2 separate regions of the Mus musculus genome follow, and region 2 is linked to region 1. The links are chromatin loops, found by intact Hi-C in ENCODE. Cell type or tissue: heart. All regions are shown on one strand. Each heading gives the region's core, and the rest is flanking DNA. Links, peaks and the distances in the headings are about the cores only.

Region 1 (5,000 bases), core at 1-5,000:
GAAGGGAGGAAATAATCAAACTCAGGGCTCAAATCAACCAAGTAGAAAGAAAACAAACTACACAAAGAATAAACAAAACCAAGAGCTGGTTCTTTGAGAAAATCAATAAGTTAAATAAACCCCTAGCCAGACTAACTAGAGGGCACAGAGACAGTATCCAAATTAACACAATCAGAAATGAAATGGGAGATATAACAACAGAAACTGAGGAAATTAAAGCAAAACAAAACAACAGACCCTACTACAAAATTCTATATTCAACAAAACTGGAAAAGCTGGATGAAGTGAACAATTTTCTAGACAGATACCAAACAGTAAATTTAAATCAGGATCAGATAAACCATCAAAACAGCCCTATCACCTCTAAAAAACAGAAGAAGTCATTGAAAGTCTTTCAACCAAAAAAAAAAAAAAAAAAAAAAAGCCCAGGACAAGATGGGTTTAGAGTAGAGTTCTATCAGACCTTCAAAGAAGACCTAACACTAATAATCTGCAAACTATTCCACAAAATAGAAATAGAAGGAACATTACCCAATTCATTCTATGAATCCACAATTACGCTGAGTATTCTTCCTTGGAGATGGAATGGTTTCTGTCTAATCAGGAACTTTTCACAATTTCCTTTCATAGAGGACTTCATAAGAGATTTTTCCTACTTCTATCAAGTTTAATGCTGTAAAGAGATTTTAAAAACTGGTTGAGTGTATATTATTTTTAGCTTCAGAAGATCTCATGTATATTTAAGAGGTATTTAACTATTATAAATTATTTTGATGAGTTAAAAATGACAATACTAAGTTGTATATTTTAAAATAAATTTTATTAGTTTAATAAAAAATAAAAAAGCCATATGTGATGGCACACATCTGTAATCCTAGCATTCCTTCTGTAATATGGAAAATGGAAGTGGCAGTATAGTGACAGAAAAAAGCAAAGTGAATAAAGATGAGAACTCACTCCTCCAAATTTATCTTTTTTTTCTTTTTAATTAGATATTTACTTTACTTACATTTCAAATGTTGTCCCCTTTCCTGGTTGCCCCTCTGAAAACTCCCTATCCCCTTCTCCCCTCTCCCTGTTCATCAACCCACCCACTCCTGCTTCCTGGCCCTGGCATTCCCCTACATTGGGGCACAGAGCCTTCATAGGACCAAAGGCCTAGCCTCCCACTGATGAGTGACAAGGCCACCCTCTGCGACATATGTACCTGGATCCCCTGAGTCCCACTATGTGTAATTCTCTTTGGTTGCTAATTTAGTCCCTGGCAGCTCTGGGGGTACTGTTTAGTTCATATTGTTCCTCCTATGGGGCTGCTGGCTCAACTGGTTGTTAGCATGTAGAAGAATGCAAATCAATCCATTTTTATCTCCTTGTACAAAGCTCAAGTCCAAGTGGATCAAGAACCTCCACATAAAACCAGATACAGTGAAATTAACAGAAAAGAAAGTGGGGAAGAGCCTCGAGCACATGGGCACAGGGGAAAATTTCCTGAACAGAACACCAATAGCCTATGCTCTAAGATCAATTATTGTCAAATGGGACCTCATAAAATTGCAAAGCTTTTGTAAAGCAAAAGGTACTGTCAATAAGACAAAAAGGCCACCAACAGATTGGGAAAGGATTTTTACCAATCCTAAATCTGATAGGGGACTAATATCCAAAATATACAAAGAGCTCAAGAAGCTGGACTCCAGAAATTCAAATAACCCCATTAAAAATGGGGTACAGAGCTAAACAAAGAATTCTCAACTGAGGAATATTGATGGGCCAAGAAGCACTTGAAAAAATGTTCAACATCCTTAATCATCAGGGAAATGCAAATCAAAACAACCTTGAGATTCCACCTCACACCAGTCAGAATGGCTAAGATCAAAAATTCAGGTGACAGCAGATGCTGGCGTGGATGTGGAGAAAGAGGAACACTCCTCCATTGCTGGTGGGAATGCAAGCTGGTACAACCTCTCTGGAAATCAGTCTGGCAGTTCCTCAGAAAACTGGACATAGTACTACCTGAGGACCCACCAACACCATTTCTGGGCATATATCCAGAAGATGCCCCAACATGTAATAAAGGCACATGTTCCACTATGTTCATAGCAGCCTTATTTATAATAGCCAGAATCTGTAAATAACACAGATGTCCTTCCACAGAGGAATGGATACAGAAAATGTGGTGCATTTATACAGTGAAGTACTACTCAGCTATTAAAAACAATGAATTTGTGAAATTCTTAGGCAAATGGATGGACCTAGAAAATATCTTGAGTGAGGTAACCCAATCACAAATTTATCTTAACTCTACACAGACACACATACACACACACATACATACATACATACATACACACACACACACAAACGACACACACATACACACACACACACAAACACAACACACATTTTCGAAAAAAAAAGGGAAAATTGTCAAGCAGAAATATGAGGCCTAAATAAAATAGCTATAATTCAGCAGCTGAAACGTGAATGAAATATATTTATTTTAGGAACTGTCTGTTGTAGGCACCACAGAGCACATAATCTCAAACCTAAAAATGTTTGGATAATTAACATCTATAAAGGTGAAATGTTTAATTAAAAATAGTACGGTCAGTAGGTGGCAGAGTTGAGACACCAAATTAGATCTATCTCATTTTCTGATGTTTCAGAATGACATCCAGAAGCTGGGCAGTGGTGGCACATGCCTTTCATCCCAGCACTTGGGAGGCAGAGGCAGGCGGATTTCTGAGTTTGAGGCCAGACTGGTCTACACTGTGAGTTCCAGGACAGCCAGGGCTACACAAAGAAACACTGTATCGGAAAAACAAAACAAAACAAAACAAAACAAAAAAACAAAAAACAAAACAGAATGACATCCAGAAAACTTTTTCTACTTCTTTTTTATTGAAATATAAAGAACAAAAAAAAAACCCTACATATTTAAGATGAAATAGAATATGGCTTAGTAGAGCACTTGCTTAGCGTGAAACCAGTAAACTTAACATGCACAAACATAATGCTGTGAATTTCAGGTTGGAGTGTAGGTCAGTCTCTGGGTTAGGCCTGCAATTCGCCTCCCCCCAAACAAGATGTACTTATGTGAATTTTCATGTCTAGTCAGCCACTTCTATCAGACCTCAGCTTTTTATGTATCCTATGTGTGTTACATAGTAGTTATTTAGCAAGTAACATCCACATAAATCTGAACCACTCATATGACCACTAAACATGTCTTTCCTCCCAATCTATAATTAAACGTGCACACTCAGTTAGGTAGAGTTACTCATCAATATTTCATGAATTCATCTACTAAATTCATATAATCTATACTTAAGGATGATGAATATATCACAAAATCTGTTTTAAGTAAGACATTTTAGTATGCAAAAAAATAGGAGAAAGCAAATCTCAAAAGCTAATCTTTTTTTTTTTTTTTCTGTTAACTAGTACTTTCCTAGGATGTAACAAACATGACTCTCAAATAGTTGCCTTGAAGCCCGTTAGACATTATTACCTTGACCTAAATGCCTTCCAATAACACCCTATTATAAATGCTATCATTTTTATAATGTAAATAATTTTGTATGACAGGCTTAGAAACCATAGAGAAGGCAGAAAACCAATATTAACACAAAATCCATTTTAAAATCCATATCTCTCATCTAACTCATGAACAAAACTTAAATTACTTCATCTGATGTTTTAAACATGTTTTATAATTTCACAATTGATTACTTCTTGCCTCTATCAAGTATTTATTTTGTCCCTAGTTTGTGTCAGAACTTTGTAGCTATGAACCAAACAACTGAGAAATAGTGCTGTCATTGGGCAGAAAGCAAACAAGTAATGAATAAAAAAATCAATGTCAGATGGTGATAAGTGCTGGGGGAGAAATCACAGGAGACAGAATACTTCCTTACTGAGAAAGTGAAGTTTCACAATGACCTCAGGCATATCAATTTGCAAGTGAAAAGAACAAGGGTCAAAGACTTAAGAGTGGGCACTTGCTTTGCATTAACTGTAAAGAAGCAGAAGAAAAGTACTACACAATCACTAAGGAGATGGAGTCCTTGGAGATGTGAGGTTTCTTCTGTAGGGAAGTGTTAGTGCAGGGTGCAAACAACTGTACCTTATAGGTGATTCTGAATTCTTTGGGTTTTACTGGAGGAGATATGAAGCCTTCACGGAGATTTGTGTTGCTTTGCTTTGGTTTGCAGTGTTGTTCTTACTAGTATGGCCAGACTAGCCTAGACCTCACTACATAGCCTAGGCTTCATTCACAATCTTACTCACCTCCTGAGTATTGATTGCTTCTATAGGTATGAACTACCATGCATAGTGAAGAAAAGTTAAAATGTTATTTTAGTCTGCCATTTCAAAAATTGTGCAGATCAGTTAGATGACTAAGTTGGTAAAAGTACCTGCCACCAAGTCTGATGACCTGCATTCAAGCCTTAGAATTCACATGACAGAAAGAGAAAACTAACATGTGCAATTGTCCTCTGGCCTACGGCATGTGCCTCTCCCTCTCCCTATAAAAGAGCTAAATCAATCAATCAATCAATAGGAAAATCTTGAGTGCTCAGAGAAGTGGAGGTGGATCTTGGAAAAGTTTGGGAAGTGAGGGAATACGACAACATTGCACAAAATTCTCAAAGAACTGATGAATAAAAGAATGTAAATTTGAAATTATGTGGTAAGGATAAAAGATAGACTTAAGATGGTAGTAGCAATGTATTAATCATACATTCTGTTGCTAAGGAAAATACCTGAAAGAAACAGTTTAAAGGAAGGGGATTAAATTTTGCTTATTGCTTAAGAGGTATCAAAGTATGGCTGGTAGGATATACTGCTTTGAGTCTGAGGCAAGCATGGTAGAGGAAAATGTGGCAGTCTACTCACCTCATGGTAGTCAGATAGCAGAGACAGACAGGAGGAAGCAGAAGGACGATACCTTTCAAAGATACACCCCTAGTGACCTACTTAGTTTTCTGAGGCCCTAGCTT
Region 2 (6,668 bases), core at 690-5,689, 100 kb after region 1:
ATATACTCATTATTTTATAAAGCTTGGCCTTGCTTAGGATAATCTTTGCAATGGGTAAATCATTCAGAAGATGAAAGTTGGTGACAGGACTGTTGAGACTGAGTGGACCAGACAAGTTAATTCCCTGATATAAGCAGAGGTACCTGGATAGCCAATAATGTGTTGGAATTCAGAGATTTGTCAAAGATAAGATAGCAGAAATCATCAGAACAAGATGATTAAGGCTACAATAGGATTCATTAGCCAAAAGGTTCAAACCATCTTAAGACGTAGGAGTACAGCATGAGGTAGGTTGCAGTTTTCTTTATTTGTGTTAACCTTTAGTAAACAGTACCAGGTGAGCTGTGTTCATTTTTAGAATTTCCTAAAGTCAAGCAGCACTTCATTCCTGTCTTTCTGCAAATAACAAATTACATATTTCAGTGTGTGCAATGACTATTCTCTAGCTTTGGTGTCTTCTAAAGTGTGTGTTTTTACGATACCCATTTCCTCTTTTATCTACAAAGTTGTGCACCTCATTTATAAACATTAACTATCAATAACACATGACAATGTATCTATGTTCTCACTACTACAGTGTGCATTAGGTATTTTCAAGAAATGGTCCTTCAACATTAAAAGATCAGAATTTCTTCTATACTTCATGAACTCTGTGTAGGATCTTATCTTTCTAATGACATGTAATAACATGTAACTATAATTATATTGGGCACTTACCATATGCAAGGCAACCCAAGTATTGGGGTAACAAGAGAGAAAATAAGGCTAGTGCTATAAGTTAAACAGTTAAAGGATGATTAATTCCGAGGGAGTTGAAAATATTTTTCAATAAGTTCATAAGGCTGAGCTCTTGGAAAAGGCAAAAGGCATCCATCCTAACACCCCTCTCCCAAGTTGGATAATATTATCACCAAATCCTTTGAATAATTGGAGAAAAGATTAAATAAAAAGAAAACACGAAGAAATTCTGCTTAAACATATTTCAGATCTGAGAGTATATGTTTATTTTTTCTTTTTTTTTTTTAGCTTCTTAGTATTTCCATGTTTCTTTATTTTTTAATTAGGTATTTTCCTCATTTACATTTCCAATGCTATCCCAAAAGTCCCCCATGCCCTCCACCCCCACCCCCCACTCCCACTTTCTGGCACTGGTGTTCACCTGTACTGGGGCATATAAAGTTTGCAAGACCGATGGGCCTCTCTTTCCAGTGATGGCCGACTAGGCCATCTTTTGATACATATGCAGCTAGAATCAAGAGCTCCGGGGTACTGGTTAGTTCATATTGTTGTTCCACCTACAGGTTTGCAGATCCCTTTAGCTCCTTGGGTATTTTCTCTAGCTCCTCCATTGGGGGCCCTGTGATCCATCCAATAGCTGACTGTGAGCATCCACTTCTGTGTTTGCTAGGCCCCCGGCATAGCCTCACCAGAGACAGCTATATCAGGGTCCTATCAGCACAATCTTGATAGGGTATGCAATCTTGGGTATGCAATGGTGTCAGCGTTTGGAGGCTGATTATGGGATGGATCCCTGGATATGGCAGTCTCTAGATGGCCCATCCTTTTGTCTGAGCTCGAAACTTTGTCTCTGTAACTCCTTCCATGGGTGTTTATGTTTATAAAACAGGATTCACAATCAAGGAAAAGGGGTGGAGGAGGAGGAAGCTCAGTTTATTATGATGTACTCAGTTAAAAAATGAGTTAAAATATAAACATCTGTGCTTGGTACCACATGTATCATTTTTCATAAAAGTTCATAAATTTTTAACATGAAAGCCTATGGGCCTTTATCCAATGTCACAATACTTTCCCTAATGTTTTATCATTTTTAAAGTTTCTAAAGTGAGTTAGCCTAAGTATCTGGCAGCACCATATCCTTAAGAATTCTTCATTGAAACAATGAACAATACTCTAGCTAAATTTACTGACTTGTACACTGCCACATTTTCCCAAGTCTGATCATATTCTGTGACTATCAAAAGGGATTTATCTAGCTCTACTTAGCTATTCCAAGTCTTCTCCCTTTCATTCACACTCACTTATTTCTTCTGAAATACCATTATTTTTGGTTTTTCTTCTGTTGGGATTTGTAAAAACGTATAAAAATCAATCTCTCAATTTCTCTCTCTCTCTCTCTCTCTCTCTCTCTCTCTCTCTCTCTCTCTCTCTCTCTCACACACACACACACACACACACACACACACACACACACACACAGAGCAAGAACACACAAAATAGTAACCAGGCACATTCCTATGGGGAATATTCTTACTCTCAAAATCAACAGACCAGTAAAAAGAAAAAAGCCTCTGCAGAAAGTTGCTAGGTCTTTCTGGAAATTCCCCCAACTTCAGGCCCACACTGATTCCCCACCCCCTAGGGCGGCAACACAGACTTCTGAAGCAAGCCAGCCAACACGCGCGCGCTCGCTCGCTTGCAGACACACGCGCGCGCGAGCCTACACACACACACACACACACACACACACACACACACACACACACACACGTGCGCGCACGCGCGTACCCTCGCCCCCCCCCCCCCCCCGCCGCTGTCACCCACCACAGCCTACAAAACAGTTATAGCCTTTGTTAAAAAATGTCCAGGCACAATGTATCAGAAGAGGGACACATTCCCGGGGAAAGGAAAGTCATAGGAACGCCACACCCTCTATTGCAACAGTCCGGGCCAACAACCCACCTCCCCCAAATCCTCTCCCCACCGACAGGAAACCTTCCTGCCAACTCGGCACCCAGGGAAAGCAGAGGAAGGAAAAGAGTAAGCTAGGACACCGCTCGGGGGCACCAAGTAGGGGGACTGAACTTGAAGCTGGGCCACCTTCCAGGGCTCTCAAGCGAACCTTCCTGGCCTGGCCAAGCTCAAGTGAGGACTTCCAGCTTCTAAACGCCTTTCTTCTTTCTTCTAACTCGGCAGCTCCTACACACCTTTAAGTCTCCCGCCACGGCTCACTCCTCTCCACACGCAGCCGGAGGCTGGCAACCTCGAGAAGCCCCGCCACTGAAAAAGCTGCACGAGTCTCCCCTAACCGGGTCAAAGTCTTCCATACACACCCGAGTCCCTTTCTGGCTGCCAACCACGTTCTCTCCAAGGAGTCCCGCACCGCTGCCTCACTCACCGTGAGCCCCGCTCAGCTACTACGCGCTAGCAGAGCTGCAAGCCGCGCCTGCGCGCACCCGCTAGAGCCGGAGCCAGGAGCAAAGAGGGAGCCTGCAGCTGCTGCTGATGCGAAGGGCAATAGGAAGCCAGAGAACCCACATCAAGAGGGTTAAAAAAGAAGGGGCGGGGCCGGGAGGAAGTGGGAAGCAAGGGGAGTGGCCAGGCAGGGCGGGAAGGGAAGGGAAGAGTAGAGCTTCCACCACTGTGTGCTAGGCCATTGAGCTGGAGCCCAGCTAGAAAAGCTGCCTTTATCCCTTCTATGCCTCCCCAAACTAGGCCAGGTGCAAACCTTGCTTGAAGCAGAACCAAACAGTTGTAGGAGCAGCAAAGGACTACATTTGAGTGTCAAGGAATTGCCCCTTTCCCTGGGAGCAAATTTGCACTATTGCTTTTGAACAACTTTTGAGGCCAACAACCTGAATTCCCTTCAAAACAGTTTTTTTTTTCCTTAAAAGTAGGCTCTTGATTTGAAGCCCTGGCTGTTTTTATACTCTGTATATAGCCCAGGTTAGCCTCTACCTCGTGAAGATCCTGCCTCAGCCTCCCAAAGTGCTATTATTTCAGGTGTCTGCCACAGCACCCTTCTCTGAATAATTACCTTGGCAAAATCCATCTAAATGGCTTGGGAAAGGAGAACACAAGTTGTCAAATAAGTCCTATTTTTAAAGTCTTCGGTGGGTGTTTATAATTTGAACACTAAAAGACTTCTAAAGGCTCCTCTCAGATATGGGATCTAAGGCCGTGTTGTTTGGTACACTTTCTTCTGGTGTTTACCAATTCAAGAAGGCTAAAGTGATTATTATCCCATGCTGCACGCATGCTTAGTTTTAAGTTCTGAGCTTTTCTGTTTAGACTCTGGTCAGCTGTGGCATGGCATCTCATGCTTTCAGTTCAGCTATTAAAATAAGCACACCTCAGTGAACCCAAAGTGAAGAGGGTGTGGCCTTGAAGTTATTTGTTCCAAGCTAATTCCCCTACCCGGCCCTCCTTTTCTTTCTTTCTTTCTTTCTTTCTTTCTTTCTTTCTTTCTTTCTTTCTTTCTTTCTTTAACTTTAGTCATGACGGAATTAGGGCCACACTAGTTGGCCCTTCCCAATAAGTACTTTAGTTGTGGTTGGAACTTTATTTATTTATTTAGGGTTTTTTTTGTTGTTGTTGTTGTTCTTGTTTTTGTTTTTGTTTTTTGTTTTTTTTTTTTTTTGTATTATTTTGTTTTTTTGAGACAGGATTTTTTGGTATAGGCCTGGCTGTCCTGAAACTCACTCTGTAGACCAGGCTACCTTTGAACTCAGAGATCAACCTGCCTCTTTCTCCTAAGTGCTAGGATTAAAGGCTTGTGCCACAACCACCCAGCATGACTGAAACATTTTATGGGGCAGTCATATCATTGTCACTAAAGATCTAAATATACTGAAATTCCTCCTATTAGCTTTGTGGTTCTTCCATCTATGTATTTTATAAAGTAGACTTTCTTGAATTCACTTCTACTTTACATTTGAAAAATAAGCTTAGGGGGATTGTAGGGAGTAATTTTTGCTGAAAGGTGTGCTGGCAAGTTTTGCAGAATGAATCTTTAAGTGACTGAAAATGTAACTTTATCCTATTCATTTCATTAGTAAAACATTCCCTGTAAAGAAGGTACTTTAAAAATACAATAGGTCAATAAAGTTGATTTTTACACCTCTTATAGAGGAAGATATGTGGAGGAATTCACTTTTAATTTGATTGCTGGCTTCTTCTTTTTTCCCTTAATGTATCAGGTTATTTTGGTAGAAGTAACAAATGCTACATTGAAATAGCTTAAGCTAAATGACAAAGTTATTCTGTAACCCAAACTGTGAAAAGGTAGGTCTGTTGTTAGCCTTGGGAATAAATGAAACCAGAAAGTAGAATGTTTGAAATTCCATCTCAGGCTCTCAATCTTTCCTCTTTCAGACAGGGTCACTCTTTCAGAACCTTCCAAAGTCACCTACTACAGGCTTTTGGAATCACCGCCTCTGAACAACACTGAGTTCAAGCCTCTCAAATCCGATTAGAGAGAAAATGTCTCTCTTTCCTTAGTTCAGATTTTTTAAAGCACCACATAAAGCTTTTGATTGAGTAGATTATCACAACTGTTTCTGGACAGAAAATGTATAGATAAGATGGTACTGAGACTCCTACACATGCATTCAACCATATTGTTTTTTTTTTTTAAGTAAAGAAAAATTCTAAATGAAAATTTAAGATAGGGAGAAATGTTTTCAGACTTGCTCTGACCCTCAGATAAGAGCTGGGTTTTGTTTGGGAGTGTAATTTTATGTGTGTGATATTTCATCTGCATGACTGACTATGCACCCCAAGCATGCAGTGATCACAGAGGTCATAAGAGAACTCCAAATCTCCTGGAACTGGAATGAGAAGACAGTTGTGAGCTGCTGTGTGGGTGCTGGGAATGGAACCCATGTCAGAAGAGTATCCAGTGTTCTTAACCACTGAGCCATCTCTCTAGCCTCCAGTTGTTGTTTGCAGAAGAAAAGAAAATGATTACACAGACAGAAAAATAAACAAAATGAACACTGGGCTGGAGACATGACTCACAAGTTATGAGTGCTGCTCTTGCAGAAGACCCCGGTTCAATTCTCTGATCTTGCACAGTGACTTACAACTGACTATAATTCCAGTGCCAGAGCATCTAACACTCTATCCTGGCCTTCACTTGTACCAGGCATACAGATGGTGCACCTATATATATCCAAACACTCACACATACATATAAAATAAATAAATCTGTTTTGAAAAAAATGCACACAATACAATATCTGTATTTAAGGACTAGAGAGTCTGAATATTTTCTTATTCTCTCTGTTTCTGTGTATTTGTCTCTCTGGGTGTGTCTCTGCCTATGTCCTCTGTCTTTCTCTCTCAGTAATGAGTGTATTCATTGTCTATGGCGGCTGTAAGAAGCCATACTACAAACTTATTGGAGTTAAAGAGGTGGATCAGGAGGTAAGAGCACTTACTGTTCTTGCAGAAGTCCTAGGTTTAGTTTGGAACAACCTACAGCAAGTTTCATAACTGCTTGTAACTACAACCACAGGGGACCTGGTACCCTCTGACTCCTTTGGGCTCCTGCCAACAGAATAAACTCACATAGACACATACATACACATACATTTTTAAATATATATTTAAAACTACAATAAAGCAGTTTTTATGTTTTTGGAGACCAGAAGTAAGAGTAGAGTTCCTTTTGGAAGACTCTTTGGGACAGTCTTGTTTAAACCCAAAATGTTCTAAAATAATTTGTAATCAGCTTAATTTTCCTTAAATTACTTTCCCCTGATTTGCTTCTTGTTTAGTGAATGAGGCAGGATTCAAAAGCATATTTTAGAATTGATGTTCTGGATGTAATATATGGTTCACTATCACAGTTATCTTATTTCTTCTACTCAGACGCCTCCAAGGAACCTCATTCTCCAATATTCGAGAATCAGACATTGAAATCATGT

Evidence for each region. Peaks named below come from ENCODE experiments on the same cell type or tissue, not always from the same donor. Only the 100,000 strongest peaks of a DNase experiment are listed, where the experiment ranks them.
Region 2: it touches region 1 in a loop (2.0-fold over the local background); 3 of 42 quality-filtered maps call a loop at or near these places.

Annotation. Positions count from the first base shown.
Region 1 is chrX:78,477,298-78,482,297 of GRCm38, forward strand. All of the region lies in intron 3 of Prrg1 (proline rich Gla (G-carboxyglutamic acid) 1), which reads right to left. Among named protein-coding and RNA genes, the nearest start is that of Prrg1, 100 kb to the right of the region's middle. In heart, for the core only: a CTCF peak has its summit at 2,612 (motif pointing right); no DNase peak of the experiment used is centred there.
Region 2 is chrX:78,580,633-78,587,300 of GRCm38, forward strand. Prrg1 (proline rich Gla (G-carboxyglutamic acid) 1) reads right to left here and starts at 3,265. Exons shown (of 4, transcript NM_027322.2): 1 at 3,137-3,265. In heart, for the core only: no CTCF peak of the experiment used is centred there; DNase peaks (open chromatin) are centred at 2,409, 2,739 and 3,209; H3K4me3 peaks cover 1,637 bases; H3K27ac peaks cover 1,201 bases.